Linked DNA regions of Mus musculus: all the other regions are linked to region 4. Evidence: chromatin loops called from intact Hi-C (ENCODE). Cell type or tissue: heart. All regions are shown on one strand.

What was found. A loop is a pair of places that touch in the nucleus more often than their neighbours do. Peaks named below come from ENCODE experiments on the same cell type or tissue, not always from the same donor. Only the 100,000 strongest peaks of a DNase experiment are listed, where the experiment ranks them.
Region 1: it touches region 4 in a loop (7-fold over the local background); 5 of 42 quality-filtered maps call a loop at or near these places.
Region 2: a loop joins it to region 4, with 3 times the contacts of the local background. A loop is called at or near these places in 12 of 42 quality-filtered maps.
Region 3: a loop joins it to region 4, with 3 times the contacts of the local background. A loop is called at or near these places in 14 of 42 quality-filtered maps.

The regions. Positions count from the first base shown.
Region 1 is chr15:79,604,829-79,609,828 of GRCm38, reverse strand. Dmc1 (DNA meiotic recombinase 1) reads left to right here and starts at 4,720. Exons shown (of 14, transcript NM_010059.3): 1 at 4,720-4,867. Fam227a (family with sequence similarity 227, member A) reads left to right here. Exons shown (of 18, transcript NM_029407.1): 18 at 1-253. In heart, a CTCF peak has its summit at 1,879; a DNase peak (open chromatin) is centred at 4,558; H3K4me3 peaks cover 838 bases; H3K27ac peaks cover 771 bases; H3K27me3 peaks cover 555 bases.
Region 2 is chr15:79,659,994-79,664,993 of GRCm38, reverse strand. Cby1 (chibby family member 1, beta catenin antagonist) reads right to left here. Exons shown (of 5, transcript NM_028634.3): 2 at 3,470-3,623. The coding sequence starts at 3,547. Gm30877 (a long non-coding RNA gene) reads left to right here. Exons shown (of 3, transcript XR_384249.3): 3 at 1-1,904. Among named protein-coding and RNA genes, the nearest start is that of Cby1, 3.3 kb to the right of the region's middle. In heart, a CTCF peak has its summit at 2,932 (motif pointing right); no DNase peak of the experiment used is centred here; H3K4me3 peaks cover 198 bases.
Region 3 is chr15:79,648,735-79,653,734 of GRCm38, reverse strand. It overlaps Fam227a (family with sequence similarity 227, member A), which reads left to right. Exons shown (of 18, transcript NM_029407.1): 2 at 3,875-4,098; 3 at 4,904-4,998. The coding sequence starts at 3,975. Among named protein-coding and RNA genes, the nearest start is that of Fam227a, 7.7 kb to the left of the region's middle. In heart, CTCF peaks have their summits at 2,034 (motif pointing right), 2,762 (motif pointing right) and 2,973; no DNase peak of the experiment used is centred here.
Region 4 is chr15:79,222,825-79,227,824 of GRCm38, reverse strand. It overlaps Gm52189 (a long non-coding RNA gene), which reads left to right and starts at 3,336. Exons shown (of 2, transcript XR_003951548.1): 1 at 3,336-3,405. Gm30527 (a long non-coding RNA gene) reads left to right here. Exons shown (of 2, transcript XR_384244.3): 2 at 2,228-2,571. RefSeq lists an enhancer at 3,725-4,390. In heart, CTCF peaks have their summits at 1,803 (motif pointing left) and 2,916 (motif pointing left); a DNase peak (open chromatin) is centred at 2,924; H3K27ac peaks cover 1,165 bases.

The DNA of each region.
Region 1 (5,000 bases), 380 kb before region 4:
AGTTAATTTTGTAGAACTTGTCCTGAGATTTCTACTCTAATCCAGTAAACTACAATGCCTGCTTTCTCTTACTATCTCTCTATCAACACTGGAGGCTTTTCGTGTGAATGAGTAGCATTCTCATGAAATTCAAAGCTCAAGGTTGGCTCAATGATTGCCTAGGCTGTTGGAACACTGGTGGAGGCCAATCTAACTTTGCTATTTGTCAAATCATTCCTTGGAGGCACTTATTTAATAAAACAATACTGAAAGCAAGCACTCTAAATCCTACACCGACTATCGCAAGGACCTATCTGGGCCACATCTGTATGTTATGCTAAAGATGCTCCAGGAGACCAGTTTCTGTGAAACTTTGTGCTTCAGGACTGCAGCCAAGCTTTTGGACTTGTCATGCAAACTCCACTGGAGTGGGTGTGGCAGGGACTGAACTCACATCCTTGTGCACACCTATGATCCCAGCACTTGGGAGGCAGAGAAAGGAGGATCTCTGAGTTCAAGGTCAGCCTCAGTTACAGAGTGAGTTCCAGGACAGCCAGGGCTACACAGAGAAACCCTGCCTCAAAAAACAAAAATAAAAAGGGAAAGGTTAACACAGAGGGACACGGTTCTCTCTGTGTTTTTGGAAGTTCCAACTTCATCCTGTGAGAGGTCACACAACAGAACATGAGAAAAACATTTTTCTTTCATATGTTTGGACCACATTTGGCCACAGATTTCCACTTTCCAAATATACAATATTGTGGACATGGTACTGTAGACCTTTGATACAAGAATTCAGGAAGTAGAGGCCGGTAGATCTTTGTGATTTCCAGGAGAGCCAAGTCTACATAGTGAGACTCTGTCTCAAAAAGAAAGCAAGAAAGCAAGCAAGCAAACAAGCAAGCAAGCAAGCAAGCAAGCAAGCAAGCAAGAAAGAAAGAAAGAAAGAAAGAAAGAAAGAAAGAAAGAAAGAAAGAAGAAAGAAAGGGGAAAGAAAAAAGAGGAAGAAAAGAAAAACATAAAACACACTAGTGGAAGCAAATTATTAATTAAGGGGGTATACAGCCTGTGTGTGTGTGTGTATGTTTGTGCATGTGTATGTATGTCTAGACTGAATCTAAGAACAGAATGTTATCTAGAACAGTAATTCTCAACCTGTGTGTCAAGGCCCCTTTGGCAACAATTTATCTCCAAACATATTTACATTACAATTCATAACAGCAAAATTACAATTATGCAGTAGCAACAACATTTTCTGGCTGGGGGCACCACAGCCTGAGGCACTGGGCTAAAATGGGCACAGCATTAGGAAGGCTGAGAGCCACTGTTGCAGAGCATCTCAGCACCGGCTCACCAGTGCCTGCAGTAAGAGAACGGTTTTGGACAGCTTTTTTGTGTATGAGCACCCGGCCTCAGGGAAGACACGTTTCTAAATCTCTCGCCAAAGTGAATCACTGTTTGGTTTCTAAAAACTGCTTTATAGTCCTAAGTTCAAGATGAAACTATTTGTGGAAAATTATGCAAAGGGAGAGGCAGACTCAAGAGTTATGTCCCACAGCAGCGTTGCGACTGTCTGTGTTCTCTCACCTCAGCCCTCAATAGCACTGGTGCCTTGTCCTTGAATCTCTACCATGGCAGATCTAGTGCAGGAGTTGGCACACAGTTGGGAATCAATGCCCACTTTCTAAATGCAATCAATGTCTTAAGGAAAGATCTGTCTGGCAAATGATCTGGGTGGGGTTGCATGTGTGATGAAACTTTCTTAATTCTCTATCAAAGTAGTTCTCAAATTTGTGCCCTTGAAATTCCAAGGATATACATTCACAGACAGCTGGTGTGATAATTCCCCAGATCCCCAGTGGGACCAGGAGCCTAGATTTCGCTATAAGGTGGTTGTCCACAGAGGGGCAGTACAGTGCAGTGGTTTAAAACTCAGGTCCTTTGAACCCCAATGACTGTTTTACTAAGTCTTTAGAATATATGACTCCTCTCCCCAGTATATGAAAATTGGGTCATTCCTGAAGTCCCTCCGCAAAAAATAAGCCATATTATCTGGCAGTAACTAACACAAAAGTGGCTTACTATGTTTTCAATGTCTTAAATAGGAAAATAGCACTTGCCATGCAGAACTTCTTTTTCTATCTATCTATCTATCTATCTATCTATCTATCTATCTATCTATCTATCTATCTATCTATGTTTTTTGAGACAGGGGTTCTCTGTGTAGCCCTGGCTGTCCTGGAACTCACTCTGTAGACCAGGTGGCCTTGAACTCAGATATCTTCCTACCTCTTTCTGCCTCTCAAGTGCTGGGATTGATGTTTTTCTTTTTTAAATATAGTCTTATCAGGAGCTTGGAGAGGAGGCTCTTGTCCATGGTTGAGAGCACCTCCTCACTACCTGTAATTCTAGCTCTGGGGGATCTGATGCTCTCTTCTGGCCTGAAAGTTGCCAACACACGTGGTACACATGTATACATGCAGGCAAACGCACATACACATAATCTTATCAGTCTTCTATGGCTTTTGAATTTTGTGCTATGCTCTACGCTTGCAGGAGACCTAGATTCGATCCTTGGCCCCCACACAGTGGCTCACAGCCATCTGTCACTCTAGTTCTAGTGGATCTGACACCCTCTTCTGACCTTCACTGGCACCAGACACTCACATGATGTACGTACATGCAGGCAAAACATTCATACATAAGAAGTAAAACACAATAGATTAAAAGACATTCTTTTTTTTTTAATTTCTTTTTCTTTTTTAAAGATTTGTTTATTGTATGTATGTGAGTACACTGTCCTGTCATTGTCTTCAGACACACCAGAAGAGGGCATCAAATCCCATGACAGATGGTTGTGAGCCACCATGTGGTTGCAGGGAATTGAACTCAGGACGTTTAGGAAGAGTAGTTAGTGCTCTTAACCACTGAGTCAATTCTCCAGCCCCCTTAAGAATGTCTTGGGATCTGGATGCCCTCTTCTGGTATGTCTGAAGACAGCGACAGTGTACTCACATACATAAAATAAATAAATCTTAAAAAGAAAACATTCTTAAGTAAAAATAGATGGCCACATGTTTTCTTCTCAGGCTTTTCTTATGTTCGGTTTGATCCATCTAGAAGTTATTTTGGCGTAAGGTGTGAAGTTGGCTTCCAGTTTTATTTCCCTGCAGATGGCTACCCAGTCGCTCCAACACCATTCACTCATTTCCTTCGTCAACTTGAAACTGCCACTTCACAATACTCAGAATTGTTACAGAATTTTTTTTTCCTGATTGGACGAGAAGTTGCATTTTTTTTTCACTCCCTGTTTGTGGCTGTTTTTAAACGTTTAAAAAGTTGCACGGAACCATCGGTATGCTATCCTAACAAGCCTTTCTCTTCACTTCATGAATTTGTCATTACCGAGCTCATTTCAGTTTCTTCCTTTGAGTGTACTGCACACAACCTTCAAATATTATGAGCATTTCTTGCTCCCAGCTGTCACTACAGCAAACGACATATGTTAGATTTCCCTAAATCGTCTTGCTGCGCTCTTTGGTAGCTCTCCGGTATACTGTTGATGTCTTCTAGCGAGTTGCTCAAAAGTTACTGTATTTTCGGTGGATTCAGAAGGAGAGCCTGCCATCGCTATTGGGTTTCTTTTTTGGTTTTTCGAGACAGTGTTTCTGTGTAGCCCTGGCTGTCCTGGAACTCACTTTGTAGACCAGGCTGGCCTCAAACTCAGAAATCTGCCTGCCTCTGCCTCCCGAGTGCGCCACCACACTCGCCTTGGGTTCCTTTTCAAGTGAACAATTTCCATTCGAGAAGACGGGCAATGATTCTGTAAAGTAAGCATTTTGAAAAGCTATAGCCTTTTAAAAAACTATCCACGGGAGATAGGTCTGTCCTTCAAAATGTCAACTGTTTTGGAATTTATTCCATTTAAAAGGTTCAAAAAGAATATAGAGGTCGCCCGTATTGGTGGGTCATCTAAGACACTTAAAGCAACCTCTGCAGGTGGTCTTTCAAGTTTTTCATGACTCTGAACTGTCAGTTTCCATCTAAGGGGAAAAGGAAACAGTTTAGAGAGAGGCCTTGCTGGCATCATGGCTGGCCCGGGGTTTCTATAAACAGAACTAAAACCTCGTGTGTTTCTGTAGACCATTTAGAACCACGTTAGGGAGAAAAAAAAAATTACTCTCCATCCCAGAAGAGAGGACCGCAAATGCAGAGTCAGGAGAGAAGGGGGGATGGGAAGGCTGGGTTACCCAGCTAGGTATGAAAACCTTGGAGTGAAAGCGGCCCCAGGCAGGAGGAAAGGGACCCCCATGTTCGACCTCCTCACAGTCCAAGGTCGTCATCTCCTGTCCTTGTCAGCGGCCAAGGCTCTCCCCGTGACTCAGCAACTCCCTTCGCCCAAGGGATGCCCAGACTCTCTTCTCATACCCAAACCTCTCTCCTCAGAGTCCATGTTCCACCACTGCCCTCGCTAACCTCGGAGACCCGAAGACCCCCCACTCCCGCATCCTCCCAGCAGCCCTCACTAGGGCCCCTGCCCCACCCTCCGCTCTCCTTTGTGCTACATTTACCGATGACCCGCAGGGAGCCTTTCCTTGCCTGCTCAGGTTCTCTAGCTAACCTCGAGCCCCACCCCCACAACCTGAGCCCCGCCCACACACACTGGGCCCCGCCTACAGCCCGAGCCCCGCCTACAGCCCCAGGCCCCGCCCATCAAGGGGGCTTGCTCCCGCGGCCCTCATTTGGCGCCAAGCCCGGAGCTGTTCGACGACAGGGCGGGCTGCCGGCCTCCGCGTTCTGGGTCGGCGTTAGAATTCTGGACCGGACGGGAAAGCCGGAGCGGGTGTCGCCTTGAAAATTCTCGGGGAGGCTGTGGGTTCGAGTCGGGGTGAGTGGCGGAAAGAGGAAGCGCGGGAAAAATCTGAGGAAAACTCGACGCGTTGAGAAAGCTTTCCTCTCCGCGCCCTTTCTGTGGTAATTTTTTGGTCGCTTATTGGACTTGGCTTGGTGTCTGTCACCTT
Region 2 (5,000 bases), 440 kb before region 4:
TGCGTGTGTGTGTGTGTGTGTGCATGTGTGGATAGAAAGAGATAGAAAAAGACAGGGACGAACTCCTTCAAGTGTATGCTAAAATGTCCTTTGCTTGGTTAGGACTCCCTTGAGCACCCTATTTAAAGTGACAACTCTCTTTCCACATCACTCTCCTTGTTAAAATGTCTACCCACGCAACAGATGCTGGGATTTGGTTCTCCCTGGCCCCTCGCCTCCTCTTTTTTTTTTCTGTTTCTGTTTCTGGGGCTTGAACCTTGGGACTTGAATATACTTCCACGGACATATATCTCTTACTGTGTGTGTGTGTGTGTGTGTGTGTGTGTGTGTACATAAGTGTTCATGTGTGTGCAGGTGAATGTTTACACACATGTGTGGAGGCCAGAGGACAAGCTCGGCTGTCATTCCTCAGGTACTATCTACAGTTTGAAAACAATTTCAGGCTAGGAATGGTCGCCACACATCTCTAGCCCCAATACTCAGGAGGCAGAGGCAAGTCGATCTCCGTGAGTTCAAGGTCAGTTCAATCTACAGATGAAGGAGCGGGACATCTAGGGCTACATGGAGAGACCCTGTCTCAACTCTGCCCCCCACAACAATAAAGAAGTCAGCATATAGGTATTAGCTCTCATGATGATATTTTCAAACAAAGGCGTGCTGTAGGTAGGGTTGCGCTATAGGTAGGGTCTCTTTTTCCCTCCCCTCTGCATTTTCCATAGTAACCACCTTCTTCCCAGTCACCCCGCCCCCACCCGGCCCCTTCTTCAGCACCTATGGTGAGGGGCTTTCACTGTCTTGAAGCTCATGAAGTAGGGTGGCTGGCTGGCCGGCCAGTGAGTCCCAAGAGCCTCTTGTCCTCAGCCTGGTGTCTTCTTCCTATGCACTGCCCCCCACTCATGTGCCACAGTACCCAGAGTTTTATTTTATTAGATTTTTTTAAAATTAGGTTTGTGTGTGTGTGTGTATGTGTGTGTGTGAGTGTGTGTGTGTGTGTGTGTGTGTGTGAGTGTGTGTGTGTGTGTGTGTGTGTGTGTGTGTGTACACCGCATGCATGTCCGGTGTCTGTGTGTGTGTGTGTGTGTGTGTGTGTGTGTGTACACCGCATGCATGTCCGGTGTCTGTGGAGCTCAGGAGACACTAGGTTCCTGGTCCTGGAGTCATGGATGGTTGTGAAGCACCAAGTCGGTGCTGGGAATCTGACCTGCGTCCTCTTCAAGAACTGCAAGTGCTATTAACCACTGAGCTGTCTTTTCAGCCCACGCCCAGATTTTAAAAGTGTTCTGGGGATTAAACTTAGGCCCTCACATCCCTCCCCTGACTCATCTCCTCCTTCTCCAGAAACTCCTTTTTTAAATATACTATCAATTTTCAGAGGGTCTTGTGGTGTCCCGGCTGGCCTTGAACTTGTAATCCTGGCTCAGCCTCCCAAGCAGCTGGAATTATAGACCTGTACCACCAAGCCAGGTCCCTCTTTTCCTTACTCAGCACCTAAAAGGTTGGTGGATACACAAAGTTATCAATTGGCTGCTATGAAATTGATGACTAGAGAAGATGCCTCTGGGCAGGCAAAGCAACAGGCATAGAGCAGCAGGCATAGCCTTACAGGCTCTTGTAAGGATGGGTGGCCCAAGCAAAAGGTGCACAGAAGACACGGCTATGAGGTACCTTATGTGCCTTCCTCAGGACCTGAGCCACTGTCCTGGAATAACAGGATGCTGTTGAGCCCCCTGGGGGATAGAGAGATGGCTCAGAGGCTAAAAGCACTGGCAGCTCTTCCAAAGGTCCTGAGTTCATATCCAGCCACCACATGGTGGCTCACACTCATCTATGATGAGGTCTGGTGCCTTCTTCTGACCTGATGGCAGAATGCTGCACACATAATAAATACACACATCTTAAAAGGACTCTGTGCACCATGTTTTGTGTTTCCTTATCCCAGCACTTGCCTGTGATGTCCTGCAAATACTGCAGGGAGGGTGAGCTTCCAGTCACTCTCAGACAGTAGCGTTAGAAGCACGCTGCTGCCTTTAAGGACAAGGGTTGTCCCAGTGAGAGTACCAAGTGCATCTCTGTCGTCGGTGTCTGGAAGGAGGCTTGAAGTCCAAGGCATGGAGAACTAGGATCCCACACTGTTTATCCCTGGCCTTAGAGGGGCTGCCGTCATGATCCTAACTGGGGACTAGAGGCAATGGACTCATGGCCTTTAGAGCTGGGGTGATGCTTGCTACCTAACCCACAGACTTGTAAAGACTTGGCTCATCTGCACAAATGTCACGTGGGAAAGGGACAAAGAGACGAGGGTCTATCATCTCTTGGTGTGAAAGACACAGCAGTAGCACCCAGATGTAAGGGCAGGAATATGGTGGGAACGAAGGACCAGATTTGTGGTCACAGATGCTGAAAGGCCTGTGTGCGTGGACCTGTGTGTATCTACATCTCATAGCTAGGAATGGACCTGTGTGTATCTACATCTCATAACTAGGAATGGCTTTATTATGTATTTTCTAAGCGCAGGCCCTGCATTCAGGGGGGCTCCATGTTGCCTTTGGAAAGTTACCTTTGTCCCAGTGCTGTCATGGCCCCAGATGTTTTTGGACCCCCTCTTTCAGAACTGTTATTATCCTTTCAAGTGTCACTAACGGTGACAAGTCAACATCTTTTGTGAATCTCCGAAATAAACTTGATTTTTTTTTTTGGGGGGGGCAGTGTATGTGGGTGTACACCATTAATCCCAACACTCCCGAGGCAGGAACAGGCAGATCTCTGTGAGTTTGAAGCCATCTTGGTCTACATAGCAAGTTCCAGGACAGCCAGGGTTACACAGAGACTCCATTCTCAAAACAACTGCGGATTTATTTTTCTTCTATGTGTAGGAGTGCTCTGCCATCATGTATGTTGTGAACCTTGTAAGTGCAGTGCCAGTAGAGGCCAGCAGAGGGCGGTGGATCCCCTGGGACAGTAGCTACAGATGGTTGTGAGCCATCCTTGTCCGGGCTGGGAACCCAACCCAGGTCCTCTGCAAGAGCAACAAGTACCCTTTTTGGCTGAGCCATCTCTCAAGGCCCCGAACTTGACCTTATTTTATTTTACTTTTGGAGACAGAGTCTCTCTCTGAACCCTGGATGCCCTGGAACTCTATAGACCAGGCTAGCCCTGAACTCACAGAGATCCCCCAGCCTCTACCTCTTGATTGCTGAGAGTAGAGGTATACCGCTACACCCAGCTTGGATTTGATCTTTAAACATGACTGAAATGAATTATCTGAACTAAAATGCAAGCCAGACTGGATACCACCACCTGGGACCCTATCACAAGGAGGCTGCCTGTCATAGTAGGTTCTTGAATAAACTCCAGTAGTAGTTCCCATGCAGGAATTCAGTCTTGACTAATAATATAAACCCCGAGGATGCCTTCCCACAGAGTCACCTCTCCACCCAGAGACCACTCCCGCCACCCAGTCTGCACTCACAGAATGTAGGTTGGAGAGAGAGGCCGACTTCCGAGGAGGGGTCTTCTTTGGGCTGAATATGCTGCCAAAGAGAGGCATCCCTAACTCAGTGAGGAAACGCCAGCACTTCCTTCTCCTTCCTGACCCAGCGAGAAAACACCAGCACTTCCGTCTCCTAAAGTCAAACAGATCAGCGACCTCATTTCACTGTTCTCTATCCATTAGAACATCTTACACCTTGATGATTGCCAATTACCGCAGTACCTACTGGGAAGAGTTATCCATTTATACAGAACAGCAAAAGAAGGCTTGAGGTCCTAATAGTTCTGGAAGGAGCTTCCATGTGCTGGGTGCTTCTTATGTGCCAGGCAGTATAGGCTAAGGCCTTTGCATAAACCCATTTCACTCACAACTGCCCCTCGACATGCCTCTCCTAGTCACCCCATTTGGAAAGCCAAGGTCTTTGGTGGGAACGGGCATTGGAACCAAAGTTTGTGTGGCTTCACAGTGATGCTAACCTCAGGCAACTCTGTCACGAGTTGGCCTCGCCAGCATCACAGTGTGGAGCCAGGGAGGAAATTTCTACCATTCCCGTTGGCCAGTAAGAACATCACCAAGTACGGGAACTTCAGCCTGGATGGCATCCTAAAGCCATGAAGCGACACCCGGATTTCACTCCCGGATGCAGAGCGGTACTTATCACAGTCTCGATAAGTATCACGACACTCACCGGCACACTAGCTTTAGTCACAGCACAACGTCCTGCAATGCTCATAAAATCAGTAACATCACTTAGGCTCGGGGAAGAGGTCAGCTTTTTAAATAAAACAAGTAGAGAGAAGTCATAAAACCACAAGGCTTCATGGTACATTTTTTTTTCCAATTATGTGTTTATGTGCTGAATGCATGCATATGTGCAGGTAGGTGTGTGTGTGTGTATCCACTTTATTAATATTTGTGTGCAGATTCGGAGTCTGGAGGGGGGACGTCAGGTGTCCTGTTGCATTCCCTTTAGATGGGGTCTCTCACTGAACCTGGAGCTAGACTGGCGGCCAGCGAGCACAAGCAATCCTGTCTCCGCCACCAACAGTGTTAGCATTGCAGGGGTCCGAGCTTGTAGCAGGCTTTTTTTTTTTTTTTTTTTTTGGTTTTTCGAGATAGGGTTTCTCTGTGTAGCCCTGGCTGTCCTGGAACTTCACTTTGTAGACCAGGCTGGCCTCGAACTCAGAAATCCGCCTGCCTCTGCCTCCCGAGTGCTGGGATTAAAGGCGTGTGCCACCACGCGCCGGCTTGTGGTAGGCTTTTAACTGAGATGTTGGGGACTTGAATCCATGGTCTCACACTTGAGCAGCAAGTACCCACATTCACTGAGCCTTTTCTCTAGTCCCCTTCACAGATTTTTTTTTTTAAACACACACACATACACACACCGTTCAAGGTATCCTAGGGTTCTTTAGGGAAGCTCTCTCATAGAAGACTATGGGCCAAGAAAATTAAAGGTTTGCACTTGGTTCCCAACCAACCCTGTTGCTCACCCTCTGGGGAGTCCAAC
Region 3 (5,000 bases), 430 kb before region 4:
TTACATGCAATTTGAAATCCTGTTAAGAATAAGCTTTCCAGGGCTGGAGAAGTGGTTAAGAGCACTGACTGCTCTTCCAGAGGTCCTGAGTTCAAGTCCCAGCAGCCACATGGTGGCTCACAACCATCTGTAATGGGATGCGATGCTCTCTTCTGGTGTGTCTGAAGAGAGTGACAGTGTACTCACATACATTAAATAAATAAACAAACAAATCTTTTTTTAAAAAAAGAAGAAGGAGGGAGGAGGAGGAGGAGGAGCTTCCTGCCTTCTGTCCAAGAAAAGGTGCAGGCTTAGCCAGAAATCTCCCTTGTCCTGGGAAGAAGCCTGATGCCTGCAGTCCTCAGGAATTGCCCAGCTGGTCCCTGCCAGGCTCCCCCTTGAGGACCTCTGGAACAGTCCTCTGGCCAGCTGGGAGCTAGAGTCTCAATGAGTAAGTGTATACAAAAGAGGGAGTGGAAGATCAGTAGTTTAAAATAGACTTTTAAACATGTAAAAAAAATTATATGTCAATGTATGTGTGTGAGCACGTGGATGCAAGTACAGGGGTCCTCAGAGGCCAGAAGAAGGGGTCAGAACTCCTGGCTGCGTTGCAGAAATTCATGATCTGTCTGACATCAGTACTGGGAATTGAACTTGTGTCCTCTGTAAGAACAATATGTGCTCTTAACTGCCGAGCCATCTCTCCAGGTCCTCAAGTGACCTTTCTAATGATTTAGTAATGTCAGAAATGGATGCAAACTAGTTATTTAAGTGATTTTTCTACCAAAGCAATTGAAGACTCTTCATACAAGTTCTAGAAGTACAGCCAAGCTGTGACTGGGACACAGGTGAAACATGGAAGACCGATGAGAAGGGGATTGGTTCTGGAATCATCTCTCTCCTTGACCCACTCTCTTTTCTACTTTATGACTCTACTTTGAAAACTGAAGAAGCAGTACACACTTAGGAAGTTTATAACAACAAATTTGCCGCTGGGTGTGGTGGCGCATGCCTTTAATCCCAGCACTCGGGAGGCAGAGGCAGGCGGATTTCTGAGTTTGAGGCCAGCCTGGTCTACAAAGTGAGCTCCAGGACAGCCAGGGCTATACAGAGAAACCCTGTCTCAAAAAAAAAAAAAAACAAACAAACAACAAATTTGCCGTGAAGACTGTTATTTTGTAGAGTGGAAAATGTATTAAGTTTCTAACTTAAAAAAAAAAAAAAGACAGCCCAGAGGTGGAGGCACACGCCTTTGATCCCAGCACTAGGGAGGCAGAGACAGATGGAGCTCTGTGAGTTTTAGGCCAGCCAGGGATTATAAACCCTGTCTCAAAAAATAACAAGAGCTGGAGAGATGGCTGAGGTTAAGAGCATTGACTGCCCTTCCAGAGGTCCTGAATTCAATTCCCGGCAACCACATGGTGGCTCACAACCATCTGTAATGGGATCCGATGCCCTCTTCTGGTGTGTCTAAAGACAGTGACAGTGTAGTCGCATATATAAAATAAATAAATCTTAGTAAACAACAAAAGATAGCTTATATCCTTAGATTTTGAAAGTTAAGGCAAATATAAATACATATCTGCTTACTGGGTTTTCTTAAAGATTGATTTGATTCTTATGTATGAGGGGGGCACATGCCCACATGCAGAGGCCAGAAGAGGGCACCAAATCCCTGGAGTTACAGGTTGGTATGAGCGGCCCAGCCTAGGTGCTAGGACCCAAACTCAAGTTCTCTGTAAGAGCATCAAACACTCCTAACCCTGAGCCGTCTTTCCAGACATCTGCTGCTTGTTTTTGTTTTTTTTAATTTTAAATTACATTTATTTAGTCATTGTGTATTTAGTGTGTGTGCCCCAGTGGAAGCCAGAGGACAATTTGTGGATGTCTCTTCTCACCTGTACCATGTGAATCGCAGGAATCAAGGTTACCTGCTTTGAATGCTTTTTCTTTTAATGCTCAAAGACAATTTTAAAAATGTTAAGTTTAAATTAAGTGTATATGTGTGCATATTTATTTATACATGTTGAGTGCAATACCTCCAAAGGCCAGAAGGGGGCATCAGCTGCCCTGGAGCTGGAGTTAGAGGCGCTTATGAGCCTCCTGGCATGGATGCTCAGAGCCAAATTCAGGTCATCTGCAAGAGAAGTAAGCACTCTCACCCACAGAGTCATTTCTGTAGCCCTGCTGTTGACTGCTTAAAGAAACAAATTAGCGTGGTAGCCTTCGGTATTTATTGATTTACTTTTGAGATGGGATCTCTGTTGCTGTATTTGATTAATCTGCCCTAATCTCTCCGGCAGTGGCTGCTCAAGTTCCTTGCTGCCCACCCAAATGCTTTGGATTCTCAAGTGAAAGACACACACACACACACACACACACACACACACACACAGAGCCTTATATTTAATATACATAAATCACCTCAGTGGTTGGGCCACTCCCAAACTTCCACGTTGCTAACACCTCCCCTCCAATACTCTTGAATTATTTATTACTTACTATACTCCATCTTTGCTACCCAGACCTAGTTAGTGGTGGGGTTGCTCCGCCGCTCTTCCCCAGCTCTTACATGGCAGGTGCTCTGTCTTCCGTAGCTCTCAAGCCTGCATCCTCTTCCTTTCCTGCTGTGGTGATTCTCAATCCTTCTTCAGTCCCCTTGCCCTCAAATCCTAAAGTCCTGCCTCTGTCTTCCTGCACAGCCATTGGCCACTGGCAACTTTACCGAATAGAACCAGCTGGGGGCAGGGACCCTCAGCATCTCACATGCCAGATTGTTGTGCAATTTGGGAACCCATATACAAGCATTAAACAAATCCACAAGTCTCACTTTGTAGCTCTGACTGGCCTGGAACTCACTATATAGATCAGGCTGGCCTTGGCCCTGAACTCAGTGATTTTTCTGCCTCATCCCCCCCCACCATACCCCTACCCCACCCCACTTCCCCATTTGAGTGCTGGGATTAAAAGGGTGCAGCACCACACATGACCACATGGGGCAGTATACAGTGGGAAGTGGCAGTGTATAGGTGCCCAATCTGTTTGCTCAATGGCCTCTACTTTCAGCCACTGAAGACTCAGCACTGGCTCACACAATCATTATCAGTGACAAAGTGACTACTCAAGGTATCATTGTGTTAAATTCATTCTACCAAAATTAGGTATGTGGTTTTTTTTTTTTTCTTTCCTTTTTTGGGTACAGTTGTAAAGCAGATCTCTGAGTTGGAGGCCAGCAGGCCCGCACTAAGAGACCCTGTATCTTGATAACAAGGTCATACACGCCCACCCGTCACTGTTGCCCCAGCATTGGGGCAGGGACAGGTGAGATCTAGGAGTCGTCTGGCAAGTCAGGCTAAAAGGGTTGAATAGAAAATCCCATCTCGATGGGTGGTGGTGGCGGCGGGGGCGCCGGCGCACGCCTTTAATCCCAGCACTTGGGAGGCAGAGGCTGGCCGATTGCTGAGTTCAAGGCTAGCCTGGTCTACAGAGTGAGTTCCAGGACATCCAGGGCTACACAGAGAAACCCTGTCTCGAAAAAAAAAAAATCCCATCTCTAAAAATAAGGTAGAAAGTTCCAGAAGGAGCTCACCAGTGCTGTTCTCCACAGGCATCATATACATATATTTAAAGGAATTGTGAGATATCAAAGGTGAAGATTACATGGTCACAATCCTCGAAGATGTCAAGGATGCGGTTCTGACAGGCTGTTGAGAGGAAGGCTACCTTGGAAAACAGATAACTTTGAATAAATAGCTTGCATCAGCTTGGAAAAACAATAAGAGAGTTTCCAAACAACAGCCGTTCCTCCTACAAGATTGCATTTGGCCCCTTAGAGTCCAGATCAGCAGGCTGTTGTTTTTAAAGACAGTTTTATGCCCTTTGTGTTTCCCAGCAGGCTGATTGGATAACGAGCAAGACTGGAGCAGAGAGAGAGAGAAAACTTTTTGTCTGCCGGTTTACAAGAAATTGGTCAGTGAAGGATAGCTGTCAAGACAATGGACATTATCAACGTCAATGCCTTACCAATAATTCCATTGGACGAGCGCCTGGTGGTCTCCGCCAACGTTCGGACAGTGCTGGAGGATGCCTTGAGAAAGCGGATGCAGGGGAGTCCACCCAGTATCCTTCTAAAGCTGTTGCCCACAGCCAGACCAAGAATACCCAACCAGGACACGCGCTACAATGAGTGCTTATAGTTCATATAAGTCATCTGTGAGCCCACTCTACAGAGCAGGGTCCTTTCCTCTGCATATTTAAGGCCTTTCTACCCTCAAAAGGATTGTCTTGATTTGAAGCGTTGTTTGCCTTGAGGTTTTATTGTTTTGGTTTGTTTTTGTTTATTTTTGCGACAGGGTTTCTCTGTGTAACCCTGGCTGTCCTGGAACTCGCTCTGTAGACCAGGTTCACCTTGAATTCAGAGATCTGCTTGCCTCTCCCTCTTGAGTGCTGGATTTTTAAAGGTGTGCTGTATCCCTGCATCACAGGTCCCCACCTCAGAGTCTGTCAGCCAATAACCCTCTCAAGTTATAAATAAGCCCAGACCTTAAGCCATGCTCCCACCAGGCAAACAGCCCCGTCCGCTCTGCCTCTCACTGTGCACGTGCACCTTCAAAGCCTCCTAAGACACCATCTAATGTGATCTCATCCCAGTCTGCAAAGGGTCCTTCTCTCTTGGGTCTCCTCCTAGTGCCGCACTCCATTTGGTCCTATCTATGGTGCATGTCCCTCTTGGCACCTTCACTTCCCAAATGCTCTCCCCATGGTAAGAACACTTGAGGGTGATGAACGGGAGAGTGAACCTGCTTGAGCGACAGGATTCTGAGACTCCCAGTGTCCGGGGAGATCCTGAGGCAAAGACCTGAAAAAGCAAAAGGAGGAGCGGTAACGGGCATGGTAGGACTGGTCAGATTTCCTTAGCAGCCTGTCTGTCTCTCAGCATGCATCATTGGCTCCATGAGCCAGGTGAATCAGAGGATTATGGAAGTAGAACTGGGCTCCAGCCTGATGATCAGCACCTTGGT
Region 4 (5,000 bases):
CTCAGTCAGGGTTTCTATTCCTGCACAAAACATGACCAAGGAGCAAGTTGGGGAAGAAAGGGTTTATTCAGCTTACACTTCCACGTTGCTGTTCATCACCAAAGGAAGTCAGGACAAGAACACACAGGGCAGGAAGGTGTGGATGCAGAGGCCATGGAGGGATGTTTCTTACTGGCTTGCTTCCCCTGGCTTGCTCAGCTTGCTTGCTTATAGAACCCAGGACTACCAGCCCAGGGATGGCACCACCCACAGTGGGCCCTCCCACCCTTGATCACTAATTCAGAAAATGCCTTACAGCTGGATCTCATGGCATTTCCTCAACTGAGGCTCCTTTCTCTGTGATAACTCCAGCCTGTGTCAAGTTGACACACAAAACCAGCCAGTACAGAGACCCTGGCTCATCTTCACCTGTGAGGCAGAAGAAGCACCACAGATTAATCTGTGCAGGTGGGGAAGGGGCTCTGAGAAGCACCACCCCTTCGCTGCCATGGTCCGAGGCAGGAGTGATTCTCTTCAAGCTCTTTTTGCAGCCGATGTGTTTGGATTTCAAGATAGCATCTCATGTAGCCCGAGTTCACTGTACATAAGCTGGTTTCCTGCCTTCCATCTCCCCAGTGTTGTTTGTGGAACTGGGGACCCAACTCATGGCTTCCTCAGCTCCCCCCCAAAAAAACCCTAGTTCATACTCAGGCTCTGCCATTTTGTACCATGGAATTTGAAGCTGGTCACCAGCTACCTCTAAGGCTCAAGTTCCCGTGGAACAAAATGAGGAGCATGGTCTCATTCAGCAAGTGTTTGTTAAAAGTCAAGAGTAAGAGAACAGGGTTGGAGTGTTCTTTAAACCACTAAGCTCCCCAGCCAGGTGGTGGTGGCACATGCCTTTAACCCTGTACTTGGAAGGCAGAGGCGGGCAGATTTCTGAATTCGAGGCCAGCCTGGTCTACAGAGTGAGTTCCAGGACAGCCAGGGCTACACAGAGAAACTCTGTCTCAACATCCCCCCCCCCAAACCAAAAGCCACTAACCCTCAAGCTGACCTAGGCCCCTCTCTTTAGTTAAGTGCAGGACGCACATGCCGCTCTCCCCATGTTGGTCCCCACCAGGCTCAGTGAGCCTTCCCGGATAGTTCCAGCTCACCAGTCTCTTTCTCTTAGTTCTGGAAACAGTTGGGTTTTTTGGTTTTTTTTTTTTAAGATTTATTATTATACATAAGTACATTGTAGCAATCTTCAGACTCAGATGGGCCAGAAGAGGGCATCAGATTTCATTACAGGTGGTTGTGAGCCACCATGTGGTTGCTAGGAACTGAACTCAGGACCTTCGGAAGAGCAGTCACTGCTCTTAACCACCAAACCATCTCGCCAGCCCAGAAACAGTTGGTTTTTTACTTGATCATTTGGTGAAATATTACACGTCCTATAACATCCCTTCATGGTGTCCCTGAGTCAATTCTATGGGATTAACCTATGTTTTTGTTCTTCTGGAAAGCCCTCAACCCTGGCTTTTTTGAGACAGGGTTTCTCTGTGTAGCCCTGGCTGTCCTGGAACTCATGCTGTAGACCATGCTGGCTTCAAACTCAGAGATCCACTTTGCCCCTGCCTCCTGAATACTGGGATTAAAGGTGTGTGCCACCATCTCCCGACTTTCTTCCCCTTTATAATGGGGCTTAAAAGTCTGGCAATGTGGGCTGAAGTGATGGCTCAGAGATTAAGAGTACTGGCTATTCTTCCAGAGGTCCTGAGTTCAATTCCCAGCAACCAAATGGTGGCACATAACCATCTATAATGAGATCTGGTGCCCTCTTCTGGCCTGTAGGCATACATACAGGCAGAAGGCGATATGCATAATAAATCTTAAAAAAAAAAAAAATCCGGGTGTGGTGGCACACTCCTTTAATCCCAGCTCTTGGGAGGCAGAGGCAGGCAGATTTCTAAGTTCAAGGCCAGCCTGGTCTACAAAGTGAGTTCCAAGACAGCCAGGGCTATAAAGAGAAACCCTGTCTCAAAAAACTAAAAAACAAAACAAAAAGTCTGGTAATGTGACTTAGTGGTAGAGCTCTTACTTAACCTGTGTGTGAGGCCCTAGATGTAATTGCCAGTACTGTAAGATGACGGTGATGAACAATAGCAGCTTAGAGATCATGTCTTGACATGCTATAAAATGCTTCCCCTGCCTCTCTCCTTCCTGGGTTCCTTCACTGACTTTTTAATCTGTGGTATTCCCATAGATCCCACAGATGCTAGGAACCTCTCCTCCGGTGTCATGATAAACAGCCGAGAAAACTGTGACGCTTCGCACGCAGCCAATGCCTGTGTGAACTATGACCCACACTATGCTTTACCGTGGGACACTTGTGTGTCAGCGCACCCAGCCCAGAACCCGGTTCCAGCTGAGCAGGGAGGGCAGGTTGGGACCTTTGTTTACCTGAGAGGAAAGAAGCCCCTGGTAGAAGATTCTAATGGCAAAGTGAGCACTTGTCTTTGCAGCAGGCAGAAAGCCCTGCCCTGCCCTTGGATCGGCCCCGGAGCCAAGCATGCATCTGTCCTGCAGTAAAATGCTTGTAGATATTGACATGGTTCTCTATGGAGTGACCACAGGGATCCTAAGGAAGAGGGTGGGGGGGAGGGACATCATGGAGGAGAGGTGACTGGGACGGCAGCAGTGGCCCAGAGTTTCCTCCATAATACTGGAGTCACAGACCAGTGTTAAGCACTGCCCTTTGAAATGGCTGGACCACATGGTTTTCCTGTGCAGTAACAACGAACCCTCTGCCATATCTGTGAGAGTGATCATTCACAAAACACATCCATAATTCACCCTCCCATTCCAGGCCTGGGCTCTGTGGTTCCCAGCATCAGCTCCAACCCCAGACCACTGCCTTCACACACCCTTTTCCTGAGGACCTGCTGCCACCTGGTGGATAATTTCAGTACTACCACCTAAGGATGCCAAAATAGCCGTGACAGGGTCACTGCCTGCTGAGTCAGGGCTGATGGCAGAGCCCGAGTCCCCAGTGTTGGACAATGAGTGAGGCTGATCACTTGAATGCCAGGCTGTGCCTGACCCTCCCTGCCTCAGCTGCTGCTCCCTCCTCACTCTTTGCCGTGCCCGCCCATGGCATTCAAGGCTACTGTGAAGGTCAAGAAGTCAGGTGAGTCTGACCCACTCACTAATTCCTAAATTCATCTTATGAATATGTATGGAGAACTTACCAAGCCCCAGCCGACCGGCCAGCCAAGAGCACACACAGTGAAGGAAACAGTTGGAGCCTGTTGCTGATGAACTCTTTGGAGCAAGGGGGAGCACCAGCAAGATGGAAGGAAATACCCTATCTCCGGGGTTAACATGGTAGAAAAGGAGACTGGTTCCATCCTCGTGATCTTTGAGGAGACGCTGGAGATGCTGGTGAGGAGGTAGCTGGCAGAGACCTGAGACAGTCCCTGTGGCAAATACACACCAACACCTTTTGGGCTGACATGAGATAAATCCAGGAGATCAGAGGGCTACCGTGTGTTGCCATGTGGCAGTTTGTGAGTGTGTGTGTGTGTGTGTGTGTGTGTGTGTGTGCATGTGAGTGGGTGTGCTTGCTTACTGACCAGTTTCTTCTGTCTACCTTCTACCATATTGCAAGCTCCCAGAGCCTGGAGCCTCGCCTATTCAAATCACTCTCCATCTCCAACAGGTAGCACAGTGGCCAGTACTTGGCCAATGTTCCATGCTGGCCAGTTTGGCTAAAGGAGGAGCTACAGATCCCACCATTTTAGAGTGGACGGCAACTGTCTGTTCTCAACCATTGCCTTCCATCAGCTGACAACACCAAGAGTGGGGTGGATGTGCCTCATGAGGGGCCCGGGAGCACCCCCACCCCGCCCCCAACCATTCCCTAAGTAGCTCTATTCCTGATCCAGCTCAGCACGCAAAGGCTGACCTATGACCTTCCTCTGCCCCCTGCCCCCCGCCTCCCCCTAGCGCTCTGCCCTCTGGGTGAGGTCAGTGATGAAAGCCAGCAGCAGCCCAGGGGGTGGAGGAGAGAGACAGTGTCTGATTGTTCCTGAGCTGCTGAGGACTGGGTCTCAGACAGCCCCTCCCTCCCTCCTCCTCCTCTCTCCTCCTCCTCTCCTTTCCCTTCCTCCTCCCCCCATCCCCTCCCTGTCTTCTTCACTCCCTCTTTCTTCCCTTCTCTCTCCCTTACTCTTCCAAACTCCAGTGAGAAGTTGTTGCCTAGGCTGATGCTTGGCACCCCACTGTCCACCCAGACGTTCTGAATGAGCTATCTGGCTTGGGGTCCACTTTGGAAAGAGCCTAGGGCAAACGCCAGAAGACCTTGGGCGCTCTTTCCAGCTGTGACCTCAAGAGTGACATACAGGCTCGGAGTGCTGTGAGTGAGCACAGCCTCTCAGGGGTGCTCCAGCAATGACAGGTGACACAGTCCCCTGCAGTGTCCTCTGGACACAACCTTGTGCCATCCCCTTGGTCTCAGGGTCCAGCTGAGCTCCAGGGAGCCCACTGGCCTGAACTGGTACTCTAGGCTAAGGCTGTGCACTAGGCAGGAGAGGCCCAACTCCTCTTCGGGGCGTCTGGGGCTCTTGCTGGCTTTCATGATGGATTGTGTTGACCTGAGCCGGTGACTCTCCCTGAGAATCGGCAGCCACCTCTGGGCATTGATTTTTCTCTTTCACTTTTTTTTCTTTTGGCTTTTCAGGACAGGGTTTCTCTGTGTAGCCCTGTCTGTCCTGAAACTCTCTATAGACCTGTCTGGCTTCGAACTCACAGAGCTCCACCTGCCTCTGCCTCCCAAGCTCTGGGATTCAAGGCGTGTGCCACTATGGTCTTTCATTTCTTAAGGGAAGTCTCAAACATGCAAAACTAAACACCAAACACAAGCCAGATTCCACCAATGCCGTCCCTTCTGTTTTCAGTCAGTCCTGTCAGCTCTGTGCCCCTCCCCTATGTGGGCACTAATATTGTTTTGTTTTTATTAATTTTGTTATAAATATGTA